Regions from separate parts of the Homo sapiens genome. Here region 2 is linked to region 1. A link is a loop called in an ENCODE intact Hi-C map of the cell type or tissue named here. Cell type or tissue: chondrocyte. All regions are shown on one strand. Links, peaks and the distances in the headings refer to the core of each region. The heading gives the core; the rest is flanking DNA.

Region 1 (11,068 bases), core at 1,748-9,747:
GTAGTCATTTGTGTTCTGTATGACTGGCATTTGATGGAAAAGTCACAGCGAGTGTTAGGGAAGCTGAACTTTTTTTTTTTTTTAAACATTGTATCATTAATTTATCACGTGTATCCAAGCTCCTTTGAGTTTCCCTGCCCCCATCCCTGTGTCATTCCAGCCATATCCAGCTACTCCTTCCATGCTTCCCCCATTCTTGTTTCTGACTCTATTACTCCCAGTCCAAATCTTGCTCTTCACTGTCTGCACCTTGTGCTCTCCTCTCTCTCAAAAAAATCTACCCAAATTCCACCCCTCTTCACAGGCCCAGGGAAATCACTAGTTCCCGCAGGAGGCTGTAGGCTGTAACCAACTCTCTGAAAGCTTTGAGTCCTCTCTGAGGTCATCTGTGCTTGTCCTCGTTCCATCAGGCACTCCTATGTTACTTGACCTGTGGTCTGCATGTACAGATCTTGTACCCCATATACATTGTAAGGTCCTTGAAGGCAGAAAAGGAAGCATAAAGAAGTGGGTAGGAGTGTAAGCTCTGAAGACTGTGCATTTGAATCCCTGCCATTCCTAGATTTGGGACCTTGTCACCTTGGGCAACTTATTTACCTCCTCTGGGCCTTAGTTTTCTCACTTCTAGAAGAGGGAAAATGATAGTATCTGCCATGTAGTGCTGCTCTGAGGATTAAATGAGATACTCCACTTAGAGCCCATGGAATGGTATCTGGCATGTGATAAGCGCTAAATATAGCTTTCCTATAATTACAGTAATGCCCAGGGCTCCACAGGCCCAGCCCAGCACCAGTACAGGAATAGTATGACATTGATGCTAGAGTTGGCAGATTGAGGAGAACACACAAAGGGCTAATGATGTTCAAATACACATCAGATTTCACACAGAGCTTTGGGCTTGACTTCCCCAGCTGCAGGATTCTTCTGGCTATCTGCTTTATAAATAAAAAGCACAAGTCTGCAGTAAAATGCAGGGAAGTGACAAGAAGGCTCATTCAAAGGTCATGGCAAATGAAATAGCCACAGGTAAAAGTTTCCCTTCATTGTATGCTTTCTGTCCATTCTTGTGGATGCTGCTGCAGCAAGGAATTTGGGAAAGGGCCATTGGTGGGAGCAATGTGTCCTAGTCACCTAAACGAAAGACACTGAAGTGAGTGCAACAAAATGGACTTTCTTTTCCAGGGTGGCACCCTCCCACCAACCATCCAAACCCCTCTGTCTAAAGAGCGCAGCTTAACCTCTGGATTATAAGGATTTCAGATTTGTTTCCTAAATCTGGAACTCAAAGCTTTCTCCTCCTCAATCTACCCCCAATAACCTTGTCTCTTTTGGAAGCCTTCCCTGCAGTTCTAACAAACTAAATGGTTCATAACTTGACCTCATGAATGCCTCTCTTCTATATGTTTTCTTAGCTTTTGACCTGGAATTCCCTTCTTCCCATCCATGAAGGTCAAATGCCACCCCTCTTTCAAGTCTTAGTTGGAGGCCACCTCTTTATGAAACCTTCTCTGGTGTCTCAGGCTAAAGACACTGTAGGCCACATCTGTTTATTAGGGCCAACAATGCCTCCCTCATTTTTTGTGGTATGGATTAAAGACAATTCTGAAAAGCACCTAGAACAGTGTCTGGCTTACTCAAAAATGGTAGACATTATTATCATTATCACTCTCATCCTAATTAATTATATATAGAGCTTATTATCCTAAAGGCAGTGGAAGGGAGTAAGGATTATGTTTGACTAATTTTACAGGTCTAGGCATCAAAGAAAAATTTGCTGTACAAATGATCATACAAATTAATGAGCGAAAAGATATCTAACTCATCCCTGAGACAACATGAGGTGCAAACAACTGTGTGTTTCTAAATCTGCAGTACAACCCAGCAAGTATATCATTGTTTTTCCTCCTGATTATGAAGCCAGTACATAGTCAGCTAGAAAATTCAAGCAATACAAAACAGTTTTAAAAAGAAAGTGCAAAAGGCCGGGTGTGGTGGCTCATGCCTGTAATCCCAGCACTTTGGGAGGCCGAGGAGGGTGCATCACCTGAAGTCAGGAGTTCGAGACCAGCCTGGCACCATGGTGAAACCCCGTCTCTACTAAAAATACAAAAATTATCTGGGCGTGGTGGCACGTGCCTGTAATCCCAGCTACTCAGGAGGCCAAGGCAGGAAAATCACTTGAACTTGGGAGGCGGAGATTGCAGTGAGCCAAGATCATGCTACTGTACTTCAGCCTGGGCAACAGAGTGAGATCTGTTTAAAAAAAAAAAAAGTGCAAATTAATCCCAATCCCACTGTTCAAAGGTAACTCTTGTGAATTTTTAGATATCTACACACACACAAAGTTAAAGAAAGGTGATCACACCATACACGCTTATAACATGCTTTTTACTCAACAATGGGTTATGGTTGCTATTCCATGTTAATAAATAAAAATAATTTCTTTTTAATATTCCTTTTAAATATAATTGTTATGGTTTGGCTGTGTCCCCACCCAAATCTCATCTTGAATTGTAGTTCCTATAATTCCCATGTGTCATGGGAAGGACGTGATGGGAGGTAACTGAATCATGGGGATGGGTCTTTACCATGTTGTTCTTATGATAGTGAATACGTCTCATGAGATCTGATGGTTTTATAAAGGGGAGCTCCCCTGCACATACCCTCTTGCCTCCTACCATGTAAGACATGACTTTGCTCCTCTTTTGCCTTCAGCCATCATTGTGAGGCCTCCCCAGCCATGTGGAACTGTGAGTCCGTTAAACCTCTTTCCTTTATAAATTACCCAGTCTCAGTTATGTCTTTATTAGCAGTGTGAAAACAGACTAATACAATAATATTCTTTTTTGGTACATAGTATTTCACTGCTTTGGGGTATCATATGTTGGTAAAATACAAATGTTATCATAATTTATTTTGCTGAAATACAAATGCTATTAAAGAATGTGAAGACATTTAACCACTATGGGTCATGAACACTTTAGTTCTTACTTGACTTATTTAACCTTAAACTAAAGACTTGGTGGGGGAGGGCAAGGAGGCCATGCCCCAGGAATTGGGCATAGGTCTGCTGTGTTAGCAGGCTCAGGTGAACAGAGTGTCTCCAGATGGCTGAGGAAAGGGAGAGCTCTGGACAAAGGATGAAAGAGAAGAGGTTGATGTTGAAATGGACTTCTCTAGGTAGATACACTTGGGTTGGCCCTGTCTGGGGCTTTGGGCCTCTCTAACTCTCAACTTCCAGTATAAGTCTAAGCCAAGTTCAAAGGTATAGGTTCTGGAGCTTCTCCCAACAGAACAAGGTCGTTTCCATATGACTCAATACTGGCCAAACAGCTAGCCAGTAAGTTATGGGGAGGAGGGAAAAAAAAAGAAAGTACTTAATTAAAGAGGGAGGAAATTAACTTTATTGAGTGCCTACTATGTACCATCGTATATGCTTACACAAAAAAGTGTTTGGCAAAATTCAATATCTACTTATGACAAAAATTTTTATGAAACTAGAAATAGGAGGGAACATTTTCAATTTGGTGAAAGGCATCTAGGAAAAACCATTGACTAACATCAGACTTAATGGAAAAGAATTGAGTGTATGTTATCTGACTACTCCATCCAATGGTTCTGTTATCCCCACTTTACAGATAGAGGAGACAAGGGCTGAAAATATCAATTAACTTGCATAAAGTTATACAAAGAAAATTCTAAGAAATCAGGAGGCTATTGTTAAGAACACTTGCAATCTTTAACGTCCTGCTAGGACTAAAAAATTGTGTCTATCCTCTTCCTACTTTGAAATTTGAGTTTGATAGATAGGGTTTCAGCAGCAACTTGGAGATGCTAAACAACAAATAATATCAGATTCACTCTGGAGGCTGCAGCAGAAAGATCATCAAAGATATGGTTTGGAAGATGTGACTTGAGGGGAATAAAAATGAAGTTATTGAACCAAAATTAGCCCTGTTTATGGGTTTGTTCATTCATTCAATAAATGCTTATTGTATTTCTACTCTGTGCCAGGCACTGTACTAGGTCTGGCTTATATACATGGTTACCTCCTGGAACCATTAGTCAAGAGGCAGACACTAATGGGATAGTGACACAGTTAAATGCTAAACACAACTTTGGCAGATGTCATTAGAAGAAAATGTAATGTGGGAGCATGACAGGAGGACTTGACTTAGTGTGTGAAGTCAGGAAAGTGACCAAGGATCTGAAATCTCACGAAACGAAGGTCTTGCTAAAGGTTCCCTGGCAGGAGCAAGAAAGAGGAGCAGAGAGATTGGAGGAAAGGAGATCAAGAACAGCCTGAAGCCTGTTCATGTGGGGGTAGTCACTGACTGTGGCTTTACTTATACAGCAGCTTGGGAGGTTTGACATTCAAGGCAGGAGAAGTACTTGTAAAGATTGCCCAAACTGAGGACTTATTAATAGCTGACAACTTCCACAGATTCCTGGGATGGCTTGAGCAAACTTTTTTGTTATCTTGAAGGCTGAATGTTTCATGTTTTTGTCCGCCTAGCCATACAGCACTAGCTGTGTTTGGGGCCCTCCACGTAATTCTGTGGTCTGTATCATGTGTCTGCCAAGTGAAACCCCCCATGAAGATTTTCTTGTGAATTTCCAGATGTTAGTGTGTTGAAATTGAATGGAGAAGAGTCCCTCTTATCTCTGTATATTCCTGGGAATTGAAAGGGATGGCGGTCCCTCTTCCCAACATTGAAATCAGCCTTGGCTTCTTCAGGAAGATTTTGTAACTATGACAAATATATATATATATATTTTTAAAATTTTCATTTTAGGGCCAAAGTTCTAGAAAGCTAGACATGTGTCAGCTGCAGAAAGTATCCACCGAGATGAATGGTTTTGGCTCTGCTGGCTATTGCATGGCATGATGACCTCGTGTTCCCAGCCCTAAATGAGTAAATTAACCTCAGCTAGGAGAAAAAATCTTAGCTACAAAACCAAAGGCCAAAGTCCAGAGGACTCGTCAGCTTCATCAGTAGAGAGTGAGTATAGCTCAACACAAATCCATCACTGAAAGCAGTGCAACCAAGGCAGCGGCGAGGTTGGTGGGGGCTGGGAGGAATCAACTTCTCTAATGACAGACAAGGCTGTGCTTCACTTCCACATGGCCACAAGGTGGCAGTGTTTCTCCTGGTACTAAAATTTGCCCCTGCTTGTATGAAAAAGACTTATTCCCTATGGAAACAATGTCTGTCATTTCACATTTTGATTCATTTTTTTTCCTCAACAGAGAAACAGGCCAGCATGGGGTAAGGCAAGGATTAAATGTGAAATCGGGTAGTCCAGGTTCTAATTCTAGCTCTGCCGTGAACTAACTGTATAACTTTGGATTTACCATGTCTGAGTTTCAATTTGCTCATCCACAAAATGGAGATACATCTCGCCTGCTCTTCTTATAATTGTCAGGCACAATAATAAACTATATATGCAAGTGTGATCAATTATAACGTACCATAACACTGGTTCTTAACTTTTAATATAAGAATCACATGAGGAAATTTTAAAAATACACACCCTCAAGGCCCAGCTTCTAAAGATGTTTCAAGAAGTCCAGGCCTATGCCTTAGAGTTTGTATACTACTACATATTCATCTGCAGGTATCAAGATGATGAAGGCCTAGGGACCACAATTTGAGAAACTACACTATGCAAATATATACCAGTAGAAAGTGAGAGGTTAAGGCACAGAAGTTTCTCTTACCTTTTCATGTAATGGTATTTATTTTTCTCTATTTTGAGTAAAAGTTTTACAAACACTCCACTACCCTTAGATTAACTAACTGAGGGCAGAAGTCTATATTTTATTCACCTCCTTATGTTCACAGCAATTGTTAGGATGTTAATTGGATAATAATCAGATAACAATGGTTATCTGAATCTTTGATGGAGGTAATCTGTAGAGCATCCCTAGCAATGTCACTCCATTTACAGGGATATTTGGTGATAGGACCTGGCAGACTCAATAGAATTCACCTGAGCTTTGCCTTTGTACCCCCATGGGCTCATTTTTGTCACCTAGTAAGTGACCAGTGCCATTTAGCAATTGCTGAATCATGGGCTTCACTGTGCTGAAACAGTTGTGCAGGAAATTTAGCAATGAGGTTCCATAAAACTCCCGGAGTTTTCTGTCACTATGGTTATCACAGATCACCAGGGCTTTTCAACCAGCACCGGCAGTATTTTCAGGGTCTTTAAGAGAGACTTAGCCCCCTTACTCCTCAGAGGGTGCTCCCTGCTGAGCTGTTGCCCTAAGAGAGGGTCTAGTTCAAAGGTGAATATAGCAGGAGAGATGTGCAGTCTGGCACCTTGGGCCTGTGGCCAGGGTACAATAGCTCGAATGTGATATCCCCAGCACCTGAATGTGGATATTCAAATCTCCTCTTAGGTAACAGCAAAGAAGACTCTTAGCAAAGTTGTCAGAGGCAGCTACGGAAACTTGCTGTATTCAAATTTCACATTGATAGAGAAAGGAAAGTGCTTAAATTGAACCATGGGCTTTTAAATCTTTCAGCAAATATTTATTGAGCAACAGTTGTTTTTCAGCAGGAACCATTCTAGGCCTTTGATTAAAATGTGAGTAAAATATCCAAAGACTCTGCTATTCTGAGGTTGAGATTCCAGCAGCAGGAGATGGAAAAATAATAAACATAATGATTACATAAAATACTTTATGTTAGGAAGGGATATATGATCTGGTAAGTAATGCAGGGTATAGGAGATTGGGGAGAAGTCAGTGAGGGGAAGAAGCAAGGTGTATTATTAAATAGAATGGTGAGGAGAGGCCCCTGTGAGATTGGAACAAAGACTTGAAGAAGAGTTGTTCAAACAGAGAAAATAACAAGAGCAAGGGTCTAGGGCCAGAGCACGCCAGGCACTCAGGAGGCATAGCAAAGATGCCAGTGCAGCTGCAGTGGATGAGCTCAGGGAGATCACGGGAATCCAGACCACATAGACTTGGTCCTACTGGAGGACAAGGATTTTGCTGAAGGTATCTTTGTATCCTCAAGGACGAATATTGTGTTTTGCTTGCACCAGAGGCTCGAATGGATTGGCCTCAGGATAGGATAAAGCCTTGGGGGAGGTTGTGCCACAGGAAAGAGCTGAAGGTCTAGCCTTCAGGGAATGGGCACCCCTTTGGGAAAAGAGATAATTCACGAGAAGTGGGTATAGTATGCATGCTGGAGTCAATTGCAGTGTGGAGAGCTGCAGAAGAGCATTTGCTGAATTAGTGGGACCCTAAATCAGTATGGGGAAAGGTCCCCACTGCAGCACTTTCTACACCTCATCCTCCTATATTCTACTTGTGCCTGTGGCCTTTTCTCCACCCCGCCCCCTGCCCACTCAGCACTCAACTGACCTATGCATAACACCTTAGTCATCCTTTCACTGAGAAAGGACTTTCTTAAGAACTTAGAATGCGGAAAGTCCCTTTCTCCTTTTCCTCTTTTTGTTTTCAATTGAGATGAAGATCACATAACATAACAATTAACCATTTTAAAGTATACAATTTCGTGGCATTTAGCACATTCACAATGTTGTGCAATCGCCACTTCCATCTAGTGCCAGAACATTTTCTTCACCTCAAAAGAAAATCCATTAAGCAGTCACTCCCCACCCCTCCCTCTCCTCAGTCCCTGGAAACCACTAATCTGATTTCTGTCTTAATGAGACGAACTCTTCCAGATATTTTATGTAAATAGAATCATATTCTGTGTAGCCTTGTGTGTCCAGTTTCATTCACGGAAATGCGTTTCTTAACTCTAAAAACAATCCAGTAAAGATGCAAATTTTAATTACTGCACAGTCAGGAAGGTAATGCAGTGGCAGCTAGTTATGTCTGATGGCAGCAGTCCAAGGCTTTCAAGATTTCTTCAGCTTCTGAAGGTGACATGAGGAAAATGAAATGTACATAATGCTTGTCAGACTTCTATTTCCTAGAGCCAGTAAGCTTTGGATAAAGATCCAGAATATGGACGACATCAGTAATAGCTCTGATAGATCACCTCACAGCCTTACCTCATGTTCCGCCCTTAACTGTCAATAACAGCAAGTGTTAGAACAGGTAAGTTTACTGTGCTGGTTTCCTGTGGAGGGTGGGAGTGAAGAGAGGTTTGAGGTTGTCTTATTCTTCAGTCTGGGTGTATTATCATCAGTCCATGCAAGAACACTTGAAAACATTTTTTCATTTATGTATTTTATTCCCAGACTCCACTTCTATTGGCATTCCTAATAGGTAGCCATTCTAATGTATTTAAAATGCACGTTTCTCTTTGTGTGTAGTAATGTGAACTATTTATTGCTGTCTTGTGTACCTACATTTTTTTTTTTTTTTTTGAGATGGAGTGTTGCTCTTGTTGCCCAGGCTGGAGTGCAGTGGTGCGATCTCGGCTCACCACAACCTCCACCTCCCAGGTTGATTGTATGTTAACATATCTCATGATATTTCCACTCAATATGATGTTTTGAAGATCAATCCATATATATGTACGTAAATAAGTCAATAAACTTTTGTATATTAACCTGTATATATAATTCATATATTTGTAAGCATCATGTATATCACACACATGCATACACATATATCTAAATATACATCATATATCATATATCATATGACATCATATACATCATATATATCACAGCACCTTGCACAAACTTGGTGTTAAATAAATTAGTATCAACAGAAGGATCAAGTTTTGCTTTTCATACCCACAAAATAGTTTCTTTCTAAACTAATCTACCTTTTTGAAATGCAGGATAAATATAATACTATTATTCAAGATAATAAAATCACTTCATACACACACGCACACACACACATATATATATACACATATACATACATATGTATGTATATGTATGTATATGTGTATGTGTATATATATACTGGAGGACAAGGACTTTGCTGAAGTCATCTTTGCATCCTCAAGGACGAATATTGTATTTTACGTGTACCAGATATATATATTCCATTTTGCAGTGGGTCTTATTACCCTCATTTTAAAGATAAAGAAACTGAGGCTCCAAGAAGATGACTTTGTACATATTCACACCTCTTGCTGCTGACAATTCAAACTGAATTCTTGTACTCCAGAGAGACTCCTGATATCATGAGTAGTGTCATTTGTTGGAAATCATGGTCATGCCTTCACTGGAAGCCTAGTGAACTTTCACTGAACACCAACAGGCATCTGGCCTGAGATCTAGAGTTAACTGAGTGGGTGCTTTTCCCCCACCCCGAGTCAGTTCTCAACTGATGCTTTTTTTAAGGTGAACAGACCAGGCTCAGGTCAGCCAGGTACTTTCTGTGCCTCATACTGTCTTTCACAAATGTGGGGTGTGTGTGTGTGTGTGTGTGTATGTGTTGTGAAGTCCCTATTCTGTATTCTGTTTCCAGCTTACAAGATCCAGTGGTTTCTAACAAGAGCTACAGTGGCCTTGTTTGTTTCCAGGTGATTCTTTCTTGATGGCATTTGGCAATATGATTGAGACGACAGCTCGCTGACTTTAGAAACATATGTACACACCTGTAATGTGACATTTTGTTAACTGAAAAAATATGTATTGAATATTTGTCCAACTACATCCTAGCACTCATCTAAACGCTGCGCATATAGCAATGTACTCAATGTTATTACCACAATGAGTTTACCTCATGATGAAAATATACAGCAGAAAATAAATATAGTAATTAAATATTTTCTACTCTAATAAAGAATATCAAGAAAAAGTACAGATGCTATGAACTGATATAGCAAGAAAACCTTATTTAGACTGGGGCGTGGGTGGAAGATCAGGGGGAGGCTTCCCAAGGAAATGACCTATGTTTCCTTCCATGTCTAAATGTATCTCTGTATAGACATGAACGGATAATCATGAAAACTTAAAGGTGACTATCTCCAGGCAGTGGAATTATGTGGGATTATTTTTTCCATATATATTTATATAATATGGGAGGAAGGTTTTTCTCAACCCTCTTAGGGTCCCTGAGAGAGCTGACACAGACAGATTAGCAGGAGAGAAGCATTACGAATTTATTTAACATAAGTTTGATGTGACACAGAAGCCTTCAGAAATGAAGATCCAAAGACCTGTTGTCCCAGCCACTGGGGAGGCAGAGGAGGGGAGATCAATTGAGCCCAGGGGTTTGAGGCTGCAGTGAGCTATGATTGCAGCACTACATTCCAGTCTGAGAGACAGAGCTAGACTCTGTCCTAAAGAAAAAAAAAAAAAAGATCCAAAGACACAGGTAAACTTGTTTATTTTTAATGCTGGGTTTGATGAGATGGATGGACATGAGCAAGTAGGATTGGACAACGGTGGTATGATCTAACGGTAGTAATTGAGAAGAACTTAGCAAAGCCTGTTTGTTCAGATTCCTCTTGACATTTCTGTGTCTTTGAAGATAAGAATGCTTCTTTCCTCTGGGTATAGGGAAGGTACCTCTTGAATGAGGGTCTTACGACCTGCTTAAGGGGAGAAGGGCAGTGTAAGGTGAGAGTGACCTTCCTGCTTCTGCTATTTTTTCAAGTTCCGAGGTGCCATATTTTGGGGCAGAATGTCCTGAATCCCAACAACATCCACAAGAATTATATTTCAAAGGCATTTACTATGCAGATAAAGTACATAGGCATTTATTGAAGGCACAGTTGATTCAAATCTATAGGGGATTTACCCTTTGCTGATTTTGTGCCTTTGACTTTGTAGCACTGACTTAATCAGGAACTATTTGATACTTACAGAGGGACTTGGGAAATCTCAGAGACTGCATTTTTCTCAAGGGACAGATTGCAAAATATTCATTACAAACTTAAATATAGTCAGCGTCTGCTGGACTCTAATAGAAGCCATCACACATGGCTAATTTTCCTGCAGCACCAAGAATTGAACCTCCTTGATGAAGAAGCCACTCAAGTCAGAGCACCTATACCATGTGTGCATGCAAAGGAAGATGTTGAAGAGAGTTTGCACTACTTGGGAGCTTGCTGTCTAGTGGAAAAGCCAAGCCAAGCACATATAAACACATTCTGAGTGCACATTGGTAGCA
Region 2 (8,470 bases), core at 471-8,470, 360 kb after region 1:
TCCTGTAAATGATCAGGAAAGGCCTTGTGGCACCAGACATAAGACCCCCTGAAAGTATCATCCCTCCTGATGGAATGGTAAAGCAATCTTTCTTGGAACATAGCAAGTAGTAACCGATCAAATTGCTATAACGTGTGTACTGACCTTATGTGGAAAATGCTGCAACCCTGTTTACTGCCTATGTAAGTGAAATCTTAACTTCCCCATTTTGGAATGCTGACTCCAGTCATTAGGTGTCTGTATTTCCTGAGTGGTTACCCTCAAGCTTTGTGCTCAAATAAACTCTATACTTAATCATAGTTTCTGAATTCCATTATTTGAGATTGAGACAACAGTCTTTCCCAATTGCTGCCTTCAAAAATGTATAGTCTGATGAAATACAAAATACTTCGGTATAACACATACTCTATTGCCTGGCCACCCCCCTCATTTTTTCCTCTTCAATCCATGTGTCTGCGGCAGGAGCATCTATTCTTCCACAACACATCCCTGCATTCATTGACCAAGGCTTATTAATGCTGTTTTAGGCACCTACATCTGCTGGGACAATAAGAATCATTTTCCTTAAAATTTTGCCTTTGGAATGAGCAGTTTTCATCCTCAGTCTCCCAAACAAAGGAGACCTAAACAGGGAAGGTTTCTGTTCCATGTGGCCAGGGTCACTGACCTGCAACAAAACCTAAGAGTAAAATAAATGAGCAAAGACAAGAGTTAGAAAGGAGGGAATTTCAGGAGTTCTACAGCATTCTAGCTGGAGTTCTATTTCCCAAGGCCCTACTGTAGCTGGGACCTGCTGGTCAGTGAGCCAAGCCTTATAATAAATTCAAATTTTTGTTTACATGTGTCCAGCTGCTGGCAATCACAAGGGATCTACGTGACCCAAACACACTGCTGGACATTTATTCACACCTGAGATCACACCTAAAATCACACATCTAAGATTACACCTAAGAGCTTTGCTAAGATCACAAATTCTTGGAGTGTATTTTATTAGTGATATTCAAAAACAAGTGTATTTTGTGTTTTATTTCAAATAGAAAAATGTAGAACCAACTTACACAGCATTAGAAGGCCTGAAGCAGAGGAAGTGATGGAATAGAAACCTGACCAAGAATTTTTATAATTTTTATTTATTTATTAGAGGCAGGGTCTTGTGATGTTGCTCAGGCTGGAGTTCAGTGGCTATTTACAAGCACAGTCATAGCACGCTGCAGCCTTAAACTCCTGGCCTCAAGAGATCTTCCCTCCTCAGCCACCTGAGTAGCCAAAACCATAAGTGCATGCCACCATGTACCACTTCCTACCAAGAATTTTTCAAAAAACTAGGGAGGCATTTACTACTACAGGCCATGGAATTTTAAGATTGACTTATGTTACTTGGATCCTTGAAAGCGGGGAGTGACCAATGATGGAGATTTGGGAGAGTGGGGAGGCAGGGGAGTGGAGTCATTTAGATGACACCTGGAAAGCACAGGAGTAACACCTTTTTCAACTTTGTTGATAGTAAACAAAGAACGTACTTATTCAATTTAACCAGAGGAAACTACTATTGACTTTTCCCTGTAAACAAGGTGTGATTCAGGCTCACCTGGCCTCTGAATTCCTTACTTGTAACTGCCACAGAGCTTCTTGTAGGGGAGATTTGCCTCCATTCATGGAATTAATCTAAATGAGACATCTGAGGACATATCTCTACTAATTAGAAAACACAGAGACAATGTTCTTCTAACTGGACAACTCTAAGCTTTTGGTTTGGCTCAGTTCTGTAATTGTTAGTAAACTGACAACTATTTGCTCCTTAGCTACTGGTTACTCTTGGCAAAAAGAAGTAACAAGAGATTTACAGTCCTCTTGGCTGAATTCATCACAAATAAAATAAAATTACTCAGCTAGTTAGTAAGTTGTCAGGAAATTAGGTTTTATTGAATCAAATTCATTCATTAATTAATATTGAAACCTTCCCACCACTCCAGGTACTGGAACCAAAACCTTTTGCAACTGCATCTACTTAATAGAGTTTATGAGTCTGTGGGTATATGAGTGTGTGTGTGTGTGTGTGTGTGTGTGAGAGAGAGAGAGAGTGTGTGTGTGTTTGGATAAGCACCAAGTAAGTCTTAAAACTATTTTAGGCTGGGCGCCGTGGCTCACGCCTGTAATCCCAGCACTTTGGGAGGCCGAGGTGGGCAGATCATGGGGTCAGGAGATCGAGACCATCCTGGCTAACACAGTGAAACCCCGCCTCTACTAAAAATACAAAAAATTAGCCGGGCGTGGTGGCGGGCGCCTATAGTCCCAGCTACTCGGGAGGCTGAGGCAGGACAATGGCGTGAACCCAGGAGGTGGAGCTTGCAGTGAGCCGAGAGATCCCGCCACTGTACTCCAGTCTGGGTGACAGAGCAAGACTCCGTCTCAAAAAAAAAAAAAAAAAAATCTATTTTAACAACATCAATTCACCATACCCTGGGAACATAAGAGGGAATCAATAAACAATTATGGATTCATTGGCTGAATATCATCTAAAGTGCTGCTTTTATCAGTGGCTTCTACATGCAATATGGGCCAGCGAAGAAGAGAGAAAAAATTGGAGGGTATATAAAACTTATCTACCTGCTTGTATTAAAATGAAAACAGTGGATGGATAAATGAAATTTTGTAATGGTTACCAATAAGAAAGAGAGGAAAAGGAAAGGGACAGCAATAGGAGCCAGACTTCTCTGTGTTTGTTTTTGCAACCATGTCAATATTTTGCCTAATTATAAAACCAAATTTATATTTAGAAAAGCAATCCACATATGTAAGCTAAATGTTTTATCAATTAATTGTACTGAAGGCCCTTTTATGCAAAAGAAAATATAAAATAAATGGATGGGTGGATAGAGAAATGAGTGGATGAATAGATATGTAATAAGGTAAATATAGTAAAATGTTAACTGTAGAATCTAGTTATACAAGTGTTCATTGTAAAATACTCTCAACTTTTCTCTCTGCTTGACCATGTATAATAATAAAATGTTTGGATAAAAAGGGCAAATAGCAGTATCTAAAAAGTACAGCAAACTGAGACAAATTATCCAAAATATGTAGGGAATGGTGGATAAAATCACATAGGAAGGAAGGATTCCAAGTGATTTTTAAGTGCGCTGTAATTTGACTCTACATTTTTAATAGGATATAGCTTATAAACAAAACTAACATGGAAAAAAATTCTTTTTTTTTTGAGACAGTGTCTCGCTCTGTCACCCAGGCTGGAGTGCAGTGGCATGATCTCAGCTCACTGCAATCTCCGCCTCCTGGGTTCAAGTGATTCTCCTGCCTCCGCCTCCTGAGTAGCTGGGATTACAGGTGGGTGCCACCACACCCAGCTAATTTTTGTATTTTCAGTAGAGACAGGGTTTTGCCATGTTGGCCAGCATGGTCTCGAACCCCTGACCTCAGGTGATCCGCCCATCTTGGCCTCCCACAGTGCTGGGATTACAGGTGTGAATCACCGCGCCTGGCCGAAAAAAATTCTTAAACTCTACTTAGCACCATTCTGGAGGTGTTTTGTTAATTTTGTTATTCAGAGACGGTTGTTGGTGTATTATATAATAGATCACATGAATAATTAAACTGGCATCACTTAGAAAAGGAATGTTTAGTTTGGGAGGAAAAATATGTACGTAAGATTTTTTATGTTAAGTAAAAAAATCCAGTGTACCTGGGTTTGTAAGATTCATGTCATATTTTATCTTCAAAATATATACACAGTATCCATGTCATCTTCCTGGTTTTAATATTGTACTACAGCTATATAAGATGTCACTATTTGGGGAATTTGGATGAAAAGTACACAGGATCTTTTCTGAAATTTCTTGTGTCTATAGTTGTTTCAAAATATGCCTGAAATGTAAAAAAAAAAAAAAAATGAGCTAATAAAAATTCTAGTAGTACTTGAATAGGTTGCAGTAAACCAAACTGTGGGTCAAGGTGGGCTGAGTGATATCATGGGCTGAGAGGTCTCTTGAAGTTTCATGAGAAGATATGTAAATCATCAAATCATTTGCAACGAAGAATTTCTGGAGTCCAAGTCCTCTCTCCATGGATGCGACTGGAAGTAGTTTAGGAAAAATCTCAGAAGCCAAGAAAATAGTTTTCATACAGTGGTCAGAACACTGAGAATTACATTCCTCAGAAAATAGGCTATAGCTAAAAATATCTTTGTGATTGAATACATTCAAAAGAGTATATAACATGTAATTAGCAGAGATATTCCAATTGTTAAATGTTAAATTATAAATTAAAAAGAGAAATATCTAGAAACCTGACTTTTATAATTAAATGAAAAACGTGAGGAAAATCAAAGATGCAGGAACATGGAAATGGATTGATCGATTCAGTCAAGCCTTTGGTTTTTATGATTCTAGCATGAAAGCATCTTGTGTGTCTTTCATGTCACTACAATGCCTTCATTTAACTATGATTACCAAAAAACAAGTACAGTAGCAACTTCTGCAGTACAAACTGATGGAAAGGACTGCTGAGGAGACAGAGAAGCCCAAGGAAGTAGTACCACCTAGGGGCTGAATTTGTTTCTAACAAGAAATCAGCTTTTCATTAGGTAACCAGATCACTAGATCCTATTCTACCTGGCCATTAGCAAGCTGATAAGAGATTTTAGACTACAAGAGATGACCCTGGAAAAGACAGGGGAAATTTCTATGGAGCCCATTCCTTAATAAGTTGTGATTGGATATTTGAGACCCTTCAGCAGAAATGGCTTAGCATTTGTCCATATTATCATATTATAATTTTTAAAAAATACACTCAGAATAACATTCTTTTTCCATATCATCCTGTGAATGAAGAAGAGACTAAGGAATTCATTACCCATTGTGTAGGTGAGGAAACAAGGCATTGAGTCGTAAAATACTGAATCTGGGCCTCACAGAACAGGAAGTGGGTCCAGGGATTGAGTCCCATATCTCTCAGTCAGAGAATTTCAGACATACAATAGACATTAGGGATAATTGAGGCCCTGGTTCCCGGCTCAGGGCGCAGGTCTACATCAAAATCACCTGAAGATTTCTTTCTTTTTTTTTTTTTTTTTTTTTTTGAGATGGAGTTTCACTCTTGTTGCCCAGGCTGGAGTGCAATGAAATGGCACGATCTCGGCTCACCACAACCTCCACCTCCCGGGTTCAAGCGATTCTCCTGCCTCAGCCTCCCGAGTAGCTGGGATTACAGGCATGTGCCACCACGCCCGGCTAATTATGTATTTTTAGTAGAGACGGGGTTTCTCCATGTTAGTCAGGCTGGTCTCGAACTCCCAACCTCAGGTGATCCGCCCGTCTTGTCCTCCCAAAATGCTGGGATTACAGGCGTGAGCCACTGTGCCCAGGCTGAAGATTTCTTTTTAATACTGAGCCAGAGGCCTGTACCTAAGTATATGTTCAATTGTTCTGGAATGGGCATAGTTAGCATTATTTTTGAGATTTACCTGGCTGATTCTAATGTGCAGTGAGGGTTGAGATCTGCCAACCTATTCCAAATGACTTCTCAGCTGAGGAAATTGAGATTCATAGAGGTGAAGCAGTTTATCATAACTGGTCAGTCCCTTGCAGAGCCCAGCTTAGACTCCTGGGAATGAACTCACAACCTAGTGCTGAAATTTCATTTTCTAAATGTTTGATCCTCTCTGGTTCCCATTTTCTTTTTTATCTGTAAACACACACACACACGCGCGCGATTGGCTTTTCTTTCCTTAATGCTGTTCTATCCTGTGTCCCTCATGGGTTTGTTTAGCCCAAAGAGACACTAAGCAAGATTCTGAATACCTAATCAGCCTGGGCCATAGCCCCGTAGAACCAAGACTGCTGCCAAATTCACAGCAATGGCAAGATAAACTTTTTGTTCATATCTCTGCATGCTATCTAGTGCATTGGCAAATTGAAAACCCATTTTTTCCCATAAGAATTCCAAAGACATCTTGCTCCCCAAAAGATGTTTTCTAATTCATCTGTTTCAGCATTTGCTTATGGCCTGATCATGTATCTGAGTGCAAGACAAAACCTGTCCTATTAATTCAGAAATTCTTATTTGTGTAGAACTTTCTAACTAGTTGTTGAACTCTCTGTGGAAGCTTACAGAATTGGTGAGAGCTGACATGGGAGATGAGTCTGGCAGGGAGTTGAGCAGAAACTGTTTAGATCTGGCAGTGTGCCCAGTTAAGTGTTTCCAAAAGGAAAATACTCTTGCACCTGCTCCTCTTCTGCTTCTTATGTTAAAAGACAAAGTAGGTAGGTTTTTTTAAAGGAAACATTGTTTTTATATATTGTTATGATTATTTGAGACAGGGGCTCACTCTGTTGCCCAGGCTGGAGTGCAGTGGTGTGACCATGGCTCACTGCAGCCTCTACCTCCTGGGCTCAAGTGAGCCTCCCACCTCAGCCTCCTGAGTAGCTGAGACCACAGACACACACCACCACACCCAGCTTTTTTTTTCAGTTTTTTTGTAGAGTTGGGGTCTCCCTATGTTGTCCAGGCTGGTCTACAATTCCTGGGCTCAAGTGATCCTCCCGCCTTGCCTTCCAAAATACTGGGACTTACAGGCCTGAGCCAATGCACCCGGACAACAATTTTTTATTTTTTATTTATTTATTTTTTTAGACGGAGTCTCGCTCTGTCACCAGACTGGAGTACAGTGGTGTGATCTCGGCTCACTGCAACCTCTGCCTCCCAGGTTCAAGCAATTCCCCTGCCTCAGCCTCTCGAGTAGGTGGGACTACAGGTGCACACCACCACACCCAGCTAATTTTTTGTATTTTAGTAGAGAGGGGGTTTCACCATGTTGGCCACGATGGTCTCCATCTCCTGACCTTGTCATCCGCCCACCTTGGCCTCCCAAAGTGCTGGGACTACAGGCATGAGCCACCGCACCCAGCCAAGAATCATTATTTTTAACTTGATGACTGAAAATAATAATAATAATAGTTACCACTTATTTGCATGCTTCTATGTGCCAGGTAGTTGCTAACTATTTAAACTCAAATTCCATGAACTGTAGTGGAGGTTGTACTGGAATTTGATTCAGAATGACAGTGTCCATGATGGAGCAATAGAGGGCTCTCTATTTCAAACCATACCTCCTTGCTTTTACCTCCTGCCTAAGTCATCAGGGGTTAGAAGGCTTTCTAGGTATTGGTCTCTTTCCTTCATTCCTAAACCAGATTGGTTGCTTATTTCCGTCAAGCTGAAACCAAAAGTAAGCAACCAAAAAGCAACCAGCAACCAAAAGCCTTGTTACTCAATTAATTAAGAGTAGATTTTTATATTTGATAGTAGGTTCCTTCTAAATATAGAAACTGAAAATAGAGCTATCTCCTTCAATTCTCCTTTTTCTGTGTATTCATCCAGAATCCAGCCACCAACTGCCACAATAGGCAGCAATGGACTGATGTTCTTTAGGGAGGACGTGAATCTCGTTCCAAATGCTGGCCAGTCATTGGGTTTCTGCAGCACTAGAAACATCTATGGTTGCAGGTCTGCAGTTTATCTGTTTTAAAATAGAAACAAAGTTTCATTCCCCACCCCCCCCCGTCAGCAGGAATTCCGCTAGCTTTAGTTTCACTTTCCCCTTTCGGTTTCCCTAGGTTTCCAACTTGCAAGGACACACCCACAGCTTACACCATTGGCTGCTGTTTAGCTCCCTTATATAACACTGTCTTGGGGTTTAAACGTAACTGAAAATCCACAAGACAGAATAGCCAGATCTCAGAGGAGCCTGGCTAAGCAAAACCCTGCAGAACGGCTGCCTAATTTACAGCAACCATGAGGTAAGGATTTCTTTGCTCCTCTGCCATAATGTCTAAAGTTTTTGAAAAAATGGTAATTAAATACTATTTCAACAGGTTAGATCTCAGTGAGGTCAGGTTTTCTAATTCCTCGATTTGAGTATCTGCTTATGGACTGAATGTGTGCATGCATGTGTGTGCACGTTCACACATACATAAATTGTTTAATGCATTTTTATGTTTGTTAGCATGAACTTGAGGAAGCTTACCTCATGCTATAGCCCAAAGAAGGGGAGGGAAATGGGAAAAGAGTTTTGCAGGAAGGGAGAAAATGATCCCAATCTGAGAGATTCTTTCCCATCAGATTCACTTCTGTCTGATATGGGGAAGGAATGGACAGCTTGTCTGAGTAGAGGCATTGCTTTCTGCAGGTTCTTTACCACAGAGAAAAAGCAGGACCCACAAGAATGTGAAAGCCTCAGTCTTGCAGCCTCTCTGATGTCTTGTGGGTAATACAGTGGAGATGTGGTAGGAAAAGCTCACAGCCTTCCTCCATAGGCTTCTGGTCTCACTTTCTGCACTGCTGGCCTCTTACAACAGGTTTTCGCAATCAGGCTGAGCTTAAGATAAACAGATTGCCTCCTCCCTGGAAAATCTAGGCTCTTGGTACGTCCTTGACTGAAGATGATCCACATCTGCTT

What was found. Hi-C counts contacts between places; a loop is a spot of excess contacts. Peaks named below come from ENCODE experiments on the same cell type or tissue, not always from the same donor. Only the 100,000 strongest peaks of a DNase experiment are listed, where the experiment ranks them.
Region 2: it touches region 1 in a loop (2.8-fold over the local background); 3 of 110 quality-filtered maps call a loop at or near these places.

Annotation. Positions count from the first base shown.
Region 1 is chr10:89,024,891-89,035,958 of GRCh38, forward strand. No RefSeq gene overlaps it. Among named protein-coding and RNA genes, the nearest start is that of MIR4679-1, 33 kb to the right of the region's middle. In chondrocyte, for the core only: a CTCF peak has its summit at 5,140 (motif pointing right); no DNase peak of the experiment used is centred there.
Region 2 is chr10:89,384,907-89,393,376 of GRCh38, forward strand. It overlaps IFIT1 (interferon induced protein with tetratricopeptide repeats 1), which reads left to right and starts at 7,717. Exons shown (of 2, transcript NM_001548.5): 1 at 7,717-7,811. The coding sequence starts at 7,807. IFIT1B (interferon induced protein with tetratricopeptide repeats 1B) reads left to right here. Exons shown (of 2, transcript NM_001010987.2): 2 at 1-299. It also overlaps a transcript of LIPA not described here. RefSeq lists a silencer at 6,552-6,713 and enhancers at 7,266-7,315, 7,546-7,595, 8,397-8,446. In chondrocyte, for the core only: CTCF peaks have their summits at 4,556 (motif pointing left), 4,771, 7,106 and 7,308; no DNase peak of the experiment used is centred there.